3 separate regions of the Homo sapiens genome follow, and regions 1 and 3 are each linked to region 2. Evidence: chromatin loops called from intact Hi-C (ENCODE). Cell type or tissue: psoas muscle. All regions are shown on one strand.

Region 1 (4,000 bases), 62 kb before region 2:
TTATTTCCTTTCCAGTGTGTTCGTCTTTTTTTTTTCCTTGCCTTGTTAAAGTGGCCAGAACTTCTAGCACATGTTGAATAGAGTGAGAGCCACATCCTTGACATGTTCCCAGTCTCAGGGCCTATATATTCAGTCTTTTACTGGTAAGAAGGATATTACCTAGAGGTTGAGATTGAGGTAGTTCTACATTTCTCCTATCTTCTTGAGAGTTTTTATCATGAAGAGGTGTTCGGTTTTGTCAAATACTTTTTCTGTGTCAGTTGATATGATCATGTGTTTTTCCTCTTTAGCCTGTTGATGGGGTGAATTACAATGATCAGTTTTTGAATTTTGGGTGAGTCTTGCATACCTTGAGTAAAAGTCACTTGGTCGTGATGCATAATTTTATACATTGCTGGGTTCAATTTGTAATTTTTTTTTTGTCTAAGTTAATGAGTTTTGTAGTTTTTAAAATAACATGTATGTAGCATAAAATTCAGCATTTATAACTATTTTAAGTGTACAATTCAGTAGCATTAATCACAATGTTATACAAACACCACCATTCTTTTTTCATTACCCTAGAGACTCAGTAACCATTAAGCCACAACTCCTCACTTCCCCCTACCCTGTTGCCCAGTAACCTCTAATCTACTTTCTGTCCCCGTGAATTTGCTTATTCTACATTTTTCATGTGAGTAGAAGCACAGTATTTGCCCTTTTTTGTCTAGCTTATTTCACTTACTATAATATTTTCAAGGTCCATCCATGTTGTAGCATATATCAGAATTTCATTCTTTTTTGTGGCTGAATAATATTTCATTATGTAACTGCCATGTTGATCCATTCATCTGTGATGGACACTTGGTGTTTCTGTTTGGAGACTTTGGGTACTATGGTCACGCATCACTCAACGTGGAAAACATCCTAAGTGGTGTTAGGCCATTTAATCATTGTGCTAACATAGAGTGTACCTACACAAACCTAGGTGGTATAGCCTACTACATACCTAAGGTATATGATACAGCCTATTGCTCCTAGACTGCAAGCCTGTACAACATGTTACTATACTGAATACTGTAGGCAGTTGTAACACAATGGCAAGTTTTCGTGTATCTAAACATAGAAAAGGGTACAGTAAATACAGTATTATAATCTTATGGAGCCACCATCATCTATGCAGTCCATCGTTGACCAAAACATTACATGGTACATGACTGCATTTAAATACTTTGTTTTAACAGTCAGCCTATTTAGGTTTATCATATAGGTCCTGACTAGGGCCTGCTGTTTTGGGCTATAGTTCCAGTAATAGCTTAGTTTTTAGAGCATTTGCAGTGCGAGCTTCAGAGTTTTAGTGATTTTCTGATACTGAAGCTGCTAAGAGTAGTTGGTGGTTCTTGAGCATTAGTTCTACATTTTATAACTGAAGTTTACAGATCTTTTTAGATGACTTAGATTCTTTAGGATAAGGTGAAAATTAATTATGGTATTTTGTCTTTAGCTATAAAATTAATTTTGAAAAACCTTTCTGGCTCATCTTTTTAGATGTATGGTATATATCCTGCACATCTGAATTACATAGGATTATATTTTGAGTTTTAGTAAACAACATGGGCATTAGCTTCTTTAGGAAGTTGATGATATTGAGTGGTCTTGATAAAATTAAAATATGGTTTATATGAGTTCCCTTGTACTTCTAATGTGGCAAGAAGACAAGTATATGTTACATTTTTCAGATAATAAAACTAATGAGGGAAGAAACAAAGCTTTGATCATAAAATGTCTTTAAGCTCGAAGGGACCCATGTGGACCTAGTCCAGGATGTTTTAAAATTGCTATTGAGCCCTTTGTTGAAACAAAATATTGAGCAAGTGTAACTGTAAAAGAGATATTGATGTATTTAACAATGTTGAATTCTAAAATAGCAGTGTCTTTTTTTTTTTTTTTTTTAAGACAGGGTCTTGTTCTGTCACCCAAGCTGGAGTGCATTGGCACTATCTCAGCCCACTGCAACCTCTGCCCCCTGGGCTCAAGCACAATGTCATTATCCTAACCAGAATTTCTTATCTTATGTTTTTCAGACTTGCTTCTAGGCACAGATTATTGACAAGCAAACCAGGAACTTTTACAGATTGTGATAAGAATTAAGATAGGGAATATAATAGAGGATAACTGGGCTGCTCTGAGAAGCCAAGGAGGGCCACACTGTGAGTGGGGTCAAGGCTGAGACTTGAAGGAGGAGAAGATGCCAGCCATAACAACAGCATGCTAGGCAAGGTGACTCTGTAACACAGCTTTGGGGACCCTCCTGAGGCCTGCCTGTGTGGCCCTTTCTTCTGTTCCTAGTTTTTGTAGAAGAAAGTTTAAAAATCGCTGATTTGACTAGTCCAGCCTTCTCCTTTTGTGGGTGAGGAGATTGTGAAGGCTAGAAGGTAAAGATATGCAATGACAACCTAGGTTCCTAATGCCTGATACCACCCCCCACAATATGGCATAAATTTTTCTACTAGTTATTTACAGCATTTGTTTTTTTCATGAGTTATTTTAGATGTATTAAAATTGCAAATTATATTTATTCATCAGTTGTAATATTCAGAAAAATACCTTCACCTAAAAGAAAAACAAAAACTTAGTAGACAAAGATTTGTCTTTAAAGTGAAAGATATTTTTAATCTTAACTAAATGAAATAGGGAAGTAAACAGTTTGTGAACTTCTGTTTTGAAAGCAAGTGTTCCTATTTTGAAACAACTGACACATTGACATTTTTACACTGATTATAAATGGCTTTGTTACTCACAGACAGCTTAGAGATGTGGGTCGGTGTGAGGAGCTTAAAGTAGATCTTACTGAGCCCAGCTTCAGAGTAAATATGAGTAGAATCGTAAAAGCCAGAAATGTAAATCCTTTTCTTTCCTTTGTAAATCTTCCTTTCCTCACTTATTGTCAGAAATATATGCCCAATTAAAAAAATTTGGTTGCTAAAAGGTGCTGTTAGTCATGAGCATTCTGTAAAGTTTATTTTGAAAATAAATAGGGATGGGTTTAGAAGCACAGATTCACATTGCCAGAATTCATACTTTTCTCTAGCCACTTTCTTGCTAAGTATATCTCTCTGTGTGTATTTCTTTACCTTAAAATGGATCATAATGTCTGTGTCATAGGGTTAGTTTGAATATTAACAACAGTGATCAGTAATTATTAGTTTATTTTTATTTCAATTACAGTTGTTTGATGCTTGAACTAGGGAACATCAGGAAAGTTTGGGATTCATTAACAGCATAAAATTAGGGGAAATATTTTTGGGAGAGGAAGCTGTTACTAGTTCTGGTTTTGAATCTGGAGATGTGATAACTTGACTGACTTTTGTTACATTTTATATTTTATAGCTTAATAACTGCATGTGAAATGATTAAGTCTGTATCTAGTGTTCTGTTTTTTGAGGCATATAATTGAAAGGTATTATAATTGGCTGTTTAAAGCAAAATACGTTAATTTGTTTTATGCCAGAGTTGAATCCTATTTATCTCTACATCTTTTAAGGAAAGCCAGTGATGTGTAACATAGTATTTTCCTTTTGAGACTTTATAATCAGCTGCTGTTATTAATTTTTTTAACTAACATTCATATTTTTAACATAACTCATACTTTTTAAAATATGAATTCATAATTCATAATAGAATTTTTATATATTTTTAAAGCTTCTGATTTAAAAAGCAGTATACCCAAACTACTGCCTTTATGTAGTTCTCTTCAGTTAGATCAGCATTTCTTCTGGCTCAATGGTGGGAACTCATTCAGTGGTCGTTCTATTGGAACTCTTAATAGCAGCCACCTATAGCTCGTTTCCAGTTGTTTCTTGTTGGTTTCCTCTGCCAATTAGACATAAAGCTTCTAATTAGAGGCCTTGACTTTATGTCTTTTACATTGTGAACATCTGGCTGTTCAGTTATTTCTTGTTAGTTCATTGTGTTCTTATGTTAATAAATTTGTCTTCAGTAGGGAATAACCAAAAAATTC
Region 2 (4,000 bases):
TGGATTCTTCCTGCCTGCTATACAGACAAAACCAGTTCACTGAGACCATGGTATTGCAATAAAGAGTTTTACTAACATGAGGCCAGCCACACAGGAGATAGAGTTATTACTCAAATCAGTCTCCCTGAAGGCTTGGAGATTAGGGTTTTACAAGGATAGTTTTGTGGGCAGGGGGCTAGGGAATGAGGAATGTTGATTGGTTGAGGATGGAATCATAGGGATGTGGAATATGGTCCTCCTGCTCTGAGTCAGCCTTTGGGTGGGGGCCACAGGACCGGTTGAGTCAGCCAGTTGTCAGAAATGCAAACATCTGAAAGGATCTCTCAAAAGACCAACCTTAGGTTCTGTAGTAGTAATGCTTCCTACAGGAGTGATTGGGAAATTTAGAAACCTTATGATCTCCCAGACAATGTCCGGTTATCTCAGGCCCCTCTGATAACCCTAACCTCATGGCTTTTCATTAGTTTTCAGAAGCAGTTTCGTTTTGGGAAAGGTTATTATCATCCTTGCTTTAATGTTAAACTATAAACTAAATTCCTCCCAAAGTTAGCTTTGCCTGTTCCCAGAAATGACAAAGGACAGCTTGGAGGTCAGAAGCAAGATGGCGTCAACTATGTCAGATTTCTCTTACTGTTCTAATTTTGCAAAGGCAGTTTCACTCCAGACATTCATTGCAGGCTGTAAAAGATGCTTTGGGTAGAAACTTGGTTTACTAAAATCTTTGGCTTATATAATTATTACATTCAGAAAATCTTGATTTCAGATCTGAAGGTTAAAGTAGGTACTTCATGGCTATAAAAAAAATGGACGTTGAATAGACTATTGCTAAAAATAGATGTCTTTATTGTCAAGATAAATTTAGTTTATGAAAGGCATTTTTCTCTGATGACTTTTTGGTATTCCAAGAAAATCAAATAGGCCCCCTAAAGGGATACTTGGTGCCTCTTAGCTTTTCAATTCCTACCTACCCAATCTTTCCATAAAAGATTTTACATCAACTCCCCAGCTCAGCCTTCAATCTAAAATGTTTTTGAAAGGAGGATAGTAGTATTTTGCGGTAATTGAGTGGTACAAAGTACTGCATATTGATTTGACCCGACTTCCTGCCCAAAACTATGCTTAACAGAGTGCTGTGTCACTGTCATTCATAAGGTCTGCCTCAGGGCAGTTGCTAAGCCATTTCTTCAGCTGTTTCCTGGCACTGCAGTGTCATCTTTCTGTGGTGTAGGAAACTTGCCCTTGACCACAAAATTGCAGTTTACTTTCCAAGCTAGTCTCTAATTCATAGCTGCTGCTTTCTAATTCTTTTGAGCCTCAGACTATTCGAAAATATGGACAGTTCGTAGTTCTGCTGCAGCAGCACAGAGAACAGCTGTATGCCTGCTTCAGCTTGGTTTATAAATACCTCACACTGTCCCTTTTGGCCCTACTTCTGTCTTTGGACAGCCAGTAATGGAAACAAACAGGACCAGCACTGGCAGGCATTTGGAAATCTTTGTTTTATTTTTAAATTTTACCTGTTCAGCCAAGTAGTCATATATCCTGCTTATGATAGGCAGAATTCTAAGATAGACCAGAATTCTAAAAATTTCTGGCCTCTAATGTACCTGTACATACATTCTCCCAATTATTCAATCAAACACCAATCTAGGTGTTGCTATAGAGGATTTTGAAACTGTAACTAAGGCCCCAAATCAATTGACCTTTGAGATAGATTTTTTTTGGGTGAGCCTGACCTAATCCACGAACCTTTAAAATCTGGCTTTAGCAATCAGAAACAGAAATGTCAGGTATTTGAGGTAAGGGAGATATTGGATGCAAGAGAGTTTCTTCGTGCTGCTTTTGAAAATGGTAGGGTCATATGGCAAAAGACTGAAAGCAACCCGAATTTTATCAACAACCAGAATGAACTTAAAAGAACTTTGAGCTTCAGATGAGGACACATCTTGCTGACACCTGCATTTCCTTGTGAGACCTCGAGCAGATAAACCAGGCATTCTTACAGAATTGTAAGATAATGAACGGGCATTGCTTTAAGCCTCAAAGTTTGTGGTAATTTGTTACATAGTATAGAAAAGCAACACATTGTGAGTTTACAAATGGTCATGTACTTTCCATGGTCTAGATTCTGCTCATGTCACCAAAGGAACGGAGGATGGTGAGGAGGAAGGCAAGCTGTTCACAGACCTATGAGGTCTGTGAGCAAGTCTGTCCAAGGAGTGCCCGCTCCCTTTGCTTCCTGTGGTGTGGACTGCCCAGAGCTAGAGGCAGCCTGCCCTGTTTGAGCACGCAACGACTAAAATAGCCTGCTGATGTCCTTCCTGACAGCTTCCCTCTGTTCTTGTTACTCCAAGCTACTTTGAACAACATAAGTAGATGACTCATCTCCTCTGAGCAAGGGTTCATTCATTTCTATGGGATGTGGCCCATGCCTTTCCTCTTTGATCCCTGGAAGAAAGGGCAGGGCCAGCCTCAGAAGCATTGCAGATCAAGCATTCTGATCCACTCCTGCTTCCAGGCTCCTAGCACTTCCACACTTGTCTCTTTTCCCCACAGCCCTCTCCTGCAGGAGGCCACCTCCAATCCTGTCTTCTTGAAGGATACCCCAAATTACCTGTCCATTATGTATCCTGTCTTCTTTATCTTAGCTGAGATTGATTGTACTAAAGTTACACAAGGAAAAACATTGAGAAGGAATTCACAGGGATGTGCATGAATGGTTGCCAGTTAGCCTGAAGTCTATTTGAATTGTAAAAGCATTTTTTTTCTTAAGAAAGCATACAGTTGGTGAACTTTCAGGATGCAAGGAGGATGTTTTTATTTCTGTGCGCTGTTGTTTTCTACGTAAATGTCTATATGAAGCTTGAGGAAGAAGACTTTTATCTTCTATATTGTATCGATTGAGCTTCCTGCAGTATCGTGGCTGTAGTTTGAGGCCCCTTGTGGTTTGTACCCATTTCCCTAATTGTTTCATGGTGTCGTAACCCCACCTGGGATTGATGAGCCTGTCATTTAAAGGATCTGAGTCTCCACGGAGGCAAGAGGAATTCAACAATTTGAGTGCTTCTTGGTTTGAGGAGTTCTACTGTCTAACTCCAAATATGTTCTTACAGACCTTTTCTGGATACCTATCTATCACTGCCTCAGGACCCAAACCCTGTTCCCACTTTTTGTTGTTGTTGTTGTTCTGAACTGTTAGGCCACAGAATGATTGTGGACCTCATAATGTGCAATCTACAGAACGTCAGCCACAGAATGATTTTTGGCCAGGATTTTGCTTCCCTGGGTAAAGCAGAGAAACTCTCCTGTGGGATCCTACCTCTCCAGTGCAGTCTGTGGGCACGGCTTTCCTAGTTAGTAAAAAAAATAAAGTAACTAGCATGATGATAGACTTTAACTCTATCAATAATTGCATTAAATATACATAATCTAAACACATCAATTAAGAGACCAAGATTGTCACATTGAATAAAAAAGCGAGACACAACTAGCAGAAAACCTACATATATGTGTGTGTGTGTATATATATAAAGACATAGACAATATTTTATATATAGATAGATAGATAGATAGACATAGACAAGTTAAAAATAAAAGGATGGAAAAGATATTACCATGTAAACACTAACCAAAAGAACCGTGAAAGGGCTGTGTTAATTTGGACAAAGTAAACTTCAGAACAAGCACTATTACTGGGAATAAAGGGGGATATTACATAAATATAGAGGGGTTAATTTAGATACACAAAAATAACAACTCGAAATATGCATGCATCTAACAATGGAGCTTCCGAATACTTGAAGCAAATATACCCTTAGGGCATGGGATTTTAAGAATGGAGTAAGGAGCTCAATGGACCACCTCAACAGACAGTACTTTAACTAATGAGAATTATTTTTTAAAAAGTTATTAAAGTTGCAGGAAATTATTCATTCAAAAAAATGTTGTAAATCTTCATAAGAACAGTGGCAGTCTCTGGCATTTGGGCTACAACCTATTC
Region 3 (4,000 bases), 56 kb before region 2:
TCGTTCAGTCAGAGAGCATAATAGAAGTACTGCGTTTTGATGATGGAGGGCTACTACAGGTAATTTTTTTTTAAGTAGACAAGTTATTGTTAAGCCTTGAATAATATCTGGTTATTATTTTTCTTTTAAAAATGTAATTGGTTTATCTGAAATATATTTATATTTTATGAGCTTTGAAGATAGGTCAGTAGAGTCTTTAGTAATATAAAAACCTCTGTAGTTACGTGAGTTTTCTTTTAGATTAAATATTTCTTTAAAATGCAAACTCATTGTGGTATTAAAACCTTGTAAATAAGTACATTATCATTCTTATCTTTACGTAAGAGGTGTTGAGAAATGTAATAGAGAGTGGTTGCATAGTATTTGCCTAGAGTCAGCTTTGTATGTTTTAAAACTGAATAAAAACTGAACATAATGAGCTCTAATTTTATAAAGCCTTCCTACTAAAAAATGATCTTAAGTCTCTTTTTTCTAGTTCTTTAATCTGTTTCAAGGTGAGAACTTGGAGAACCTATGGGAACAAATGTTTTAAATATCTCCCTTTAGGTGGTTGTTTATAGGATCTGGATGGCAGACAAATCAGGACTGAATTTCTGGAAAATTCCCTAAGTGTGTTTGCTCTGTATTGATTGAGGAAGGATTTGTGTCTGTTAGGAACTGGACATCTAGGTTGCAGGTTGATAATCCATTCTAAAAATTCTGGAGCATGATTTGTATTTTTGCTGAGGGAGGCTGCTAATTTGTATCTAGATGGAGTTGGCTATGGAAAAGCTTGTGAACTGGGATGTGATTCACTAATAGTCTTTGGATCTGCTCAGATGCTTGGACAGGAGCTTGGGTGAGATCTCAGAATTCTGTGGCAAAGGTAATTTTGGTCTAGAAAAATGTTGAGGGCAAGTAGTATCAATTGGTTACTTAAGCCACAAAAAAACCTAAGACTCCTACAGAATGTCTAATATTGAGATGCTATATAATGTAGTATATGGCCCCTAAATAGCTGAATAGAAGACCCTTTTGAATAGATGTAAAATTGTTCATTTTAATGTTGAAGAGTGTTTCTCAGAAACAATTTTTATTTTGACATAATGTTATCTTTTTCTGACTGTAATTTACCAATAGGTTTAACGATTTTAAATAACTCCTGGTTTCTTATGCTATGATTAGAACAGAAAAATGTACATGTAGCATTTCTATGGCAGAATATATATCCTTTCTCTAATTTAAATTTAAGCTAAAGCAGGGAGAGTGTCAAAGCAACAACCTTGTTTTACATTATTTAAAATGTGAATTTTGCCCAAGAACATTCCTTCTTAGATCTGCAATTCATGTACATTCATGTGGCTTGGCCATAGTAATTTTTTTTTTTTTTTTTGAGACAGGGTCTCGCACTGTCACCCAGGCCTGGAGTGCAGTGGCGCGATCTCGGCTCACCACAAGCTCTGCCTCCCGGGTTCACACCATTCTCCTGCCTAGGCCTCCCAAGTAGCTGGGACTACTGGCGCCTGCCACCATGCCCAGCTAATTTTTTTTGTATTTTTAGTACAGACGGGGTTTCACCATGTTAGCCAGGATGGTCTCAATCTCCTGACCTCATGATCCGCCCGCCTCGGCCTCCCAAAGTGCTAGGATTACAGGTGTGAGCCACCGCGCCCGGCCAACTCATAGTAATTTTTTTAATCCTCAAAAATCAACTGATAAGAAATCAGTAAAAAAATAAATTTTAAAAATTGCCAAAAAGATTAGACTTGTTTTCTTTATTTTTAGATAAGGAAAATTAGGTTTATGGAAGTTAAATAATTTATTCTGTAGTACTCAATTGCTAGAGCAGGAATTCAGTGTCCAGTAAGTACCATACTCACCATGTCTAATTTCAAAACTCTCCACGGCACGATGCATGTGCAGTGCTCTCAGATATTCCATGGGTTTGCACTTGTTATGAATATAAATTATAACCCCCATAGATTATGTTTTCTATAGTTGATGCTTTGGCCATTGTCATTCCTGTTTGGCTGGACTAAGATTTAGCATCCAGAATACGTAAAGATCAGACCGTTCCTAAGATGACACGGACTCTGAGGAATCTGCATCTCAACAGAAGAAATCCACATTAAGGCCATAACCACAGGATGCCCTGGTCAGGTATCTCAAACCATCATTCCCATCCTAACTGATCAGAATGGTTGGCTCTTCTAACCTGTTCCTTTGAAAGATTATAAAATGGAATAACAAAAGATTCTTTCATTTACAAGCATAATTTAATAAACCTGAATCTGCTTCCTAATCTAACTTTCTTTTTAAAAAAAATAGAGGCAGGGGTGGACACAGTGGTTCACGCCTGTAATCCCAACACCTTGGGAGGCTGAGACGGGTCAGTCGCTTGAGTCCAGGAGTTCAAGACCAGCCTGGGAAATGTAGGGAAACCTTGTCTCTACAAAAAATTAGCCAGGTGTGTTGGCACACACCTGTGGTCCCAGCTACTCTGGTGTCTGAGGCAGGAGGATCGCTTGAGCCTGGGAGGTCGAGACTTCAGTGAGCTGTGATTGTGCCACTGTACTCCAGCCTGGGCAGCAGAGTGAGATCCTGTATCAACAACTACAAAAAAGTGTTCCCTGAGTTCAAGTCCCTTAAATTTATTTTGCACCTCATTTTAAAGGGGGGTTGAGAGTCCTGAGCTAAAGTGGTGAGCAAAGCCCCCATTATTGCCCAGCCATTCCTCCTCTAAGAGGTTCACGCCCTTGGCCAAAGTCCTCAAAACCTGGAGCATCTCAGCCCCAGCTCCGCATTGGAATCACCTTGAGAGCTTTAAAAATTTCTGGTGACAGGTACTTTCCTAAGGGCATTACAGGAACGAACTCACCTGGGCCTCACCAGCAACTGATGGCATGGTACCCAAGGGTCCCATTGTACAGGTGGTGGGATGTGGTGGGGACAGGGGCCAGGTGTACCACAGGCAGGGAGATGGTGGCTGAGCTGGGGTAAAAAATGCATGCCTGTCCCCACAGGGCCAGTGGACCCCCATGTCCTGACCTTGGAGGTCCAGAGAGCACATCAGAACTTGGCCAGCATACGGAGCTCCACAGCTGACTGACCACACAGTTCATAGAGACAGGGTCTCACTCTATTGCCCAGGCTGGTTTGCAGTGGCGCAATGACAGCTCACTGCAACCTTGACCTCCCGGGCCCAAGTGAACCTCTCGCCTCAGACTCCAGAGTAGCTGGGACTACAGGCACATGCCACCATACCCATCCAATTTTTTGTATTTTTTATAGAGACAGAGGTCTATGTTGCCCAGGCTGGCCTTGAATTCCTAGCCTCAAGCCATCTTCTCGCCTTGGTCTCCCAAAGTGCTGGGATTACAGATGTGAGTCACCATGCTCGGCCTCTAATCTAACTTTTTTTTTTTTGAGATGGGGTCTCGCTCTGTCACCCAGGCTGGAGCGCGGTGGCGCAGTCTCGGCTCACTGCAAGCTCTGCCTCCTGGGTTCACGCCATTCTCCTGCCTCAGCCTCTTGAGTAGCTGGGACTACAGGCACCCGCTACCAAGCCCGACTAATTTTTTGTATTTTTAGTAGAGACGGGGTTTCACCGTGTTAGCCAGGATGGTCTCAATCTCCTGACCTCGTGATCCACCCGCCTCAGCCTCCCCAAGTGCGGGGATTAGGCCACTGCGCCCGGCCTAATCTAACTTTTTTATATGAAGATAAAGGTCAGGAAAAAAGCTAGCTCTGTATTTTTTTCACTATCCTGCCAGAATAATAAATAGAATTTTAAAATTTTGGAAAGCAAGCTCTAGAATGTTTGTGAGTTGAAAACACAAACAGAATTTTGTCTTTTTTTTTTTTTTTTTTTTTTTTTAAAAAAAAAGACAGTGTCTTGCTCTGTTACCCATGCTGGAGGCCAGTGGCACAATCATGGCTCACTGTTGTCTCAACCTCCCAGGCTCAAGTGACCCTCCTCCCTCAGCCTCTCAAGTAGCGGGGACTACAGGCACATGCCACC

Evidence for each region. Hi-C counts contacts between places; a loop is a spot of excess contacts. Peaks named below come from ENCODE experiments on the same cell type or tissue, not always from the same donor. Only the 100,000 strongest peaks of a DNase experiment are listed, where the experiment ranks them.
Region 1: it touches region 2 in a loop (2.4-fold over the local background); 4 of 110 quality-filtered maps call a loop at or near these places.
Region 3: it touches region 2 in a loop (1.8-fold over the local background); 4 of 110 quality-filtered maps call a loop at or near these places.

The regions. Positions count from the first base shown.
Region 1 is chr2:97,930,074-97,934,073 of GRCh38, reverse strand. All of the region lies in intron 1 of TMEM131 (transmembrane protein 131), which reads left to right. Among named protein-coding and RNA genes, the nearest start is that of TMEM131, 64 kb to the left of the region's middle. In psoas muscle, no CTCF peak of the experiment used is centred here; no DNase peak of the experiment used is centred here; H3K4me3 peaks cover 612 bases; H3K27ac peaks cover 2,918 bases.
Region 2 is chr2:97,867,873-97,871,872 of GRCh38, reverse strand. The region is part of intron 4 of TMEM131 (transmembrane protein 131); the gene reads left to right. Among named protein-coding and RNA genes, the nearest start is that of TMEM131, 130 kb to the left of the region's middle. In psoas muscle, no CTCF peak of the experiment used is centred here; a DNase peak (open chromatin) is centred at 2,252; H3K4me3 peaks cover 768 bases; H3K27ac peaks cover 3,755 bases.
Region 3 is chr2:97,923,485-97,927,484 of GRCh38, reverse strand. It overlaps TMEM131 (transmembrane protein 131), which reads left to right. Exons shown (of 41, transcript NM_015348.2): 2 at 1-59. Among named protein-coding and RNA genes, the nearest start is that of TMEM131, 70 kb to the left of the region's middle. In psoas muscle, no CTCF peak of the experiment used is centred here; no DNase peak of the experiment used is centred here.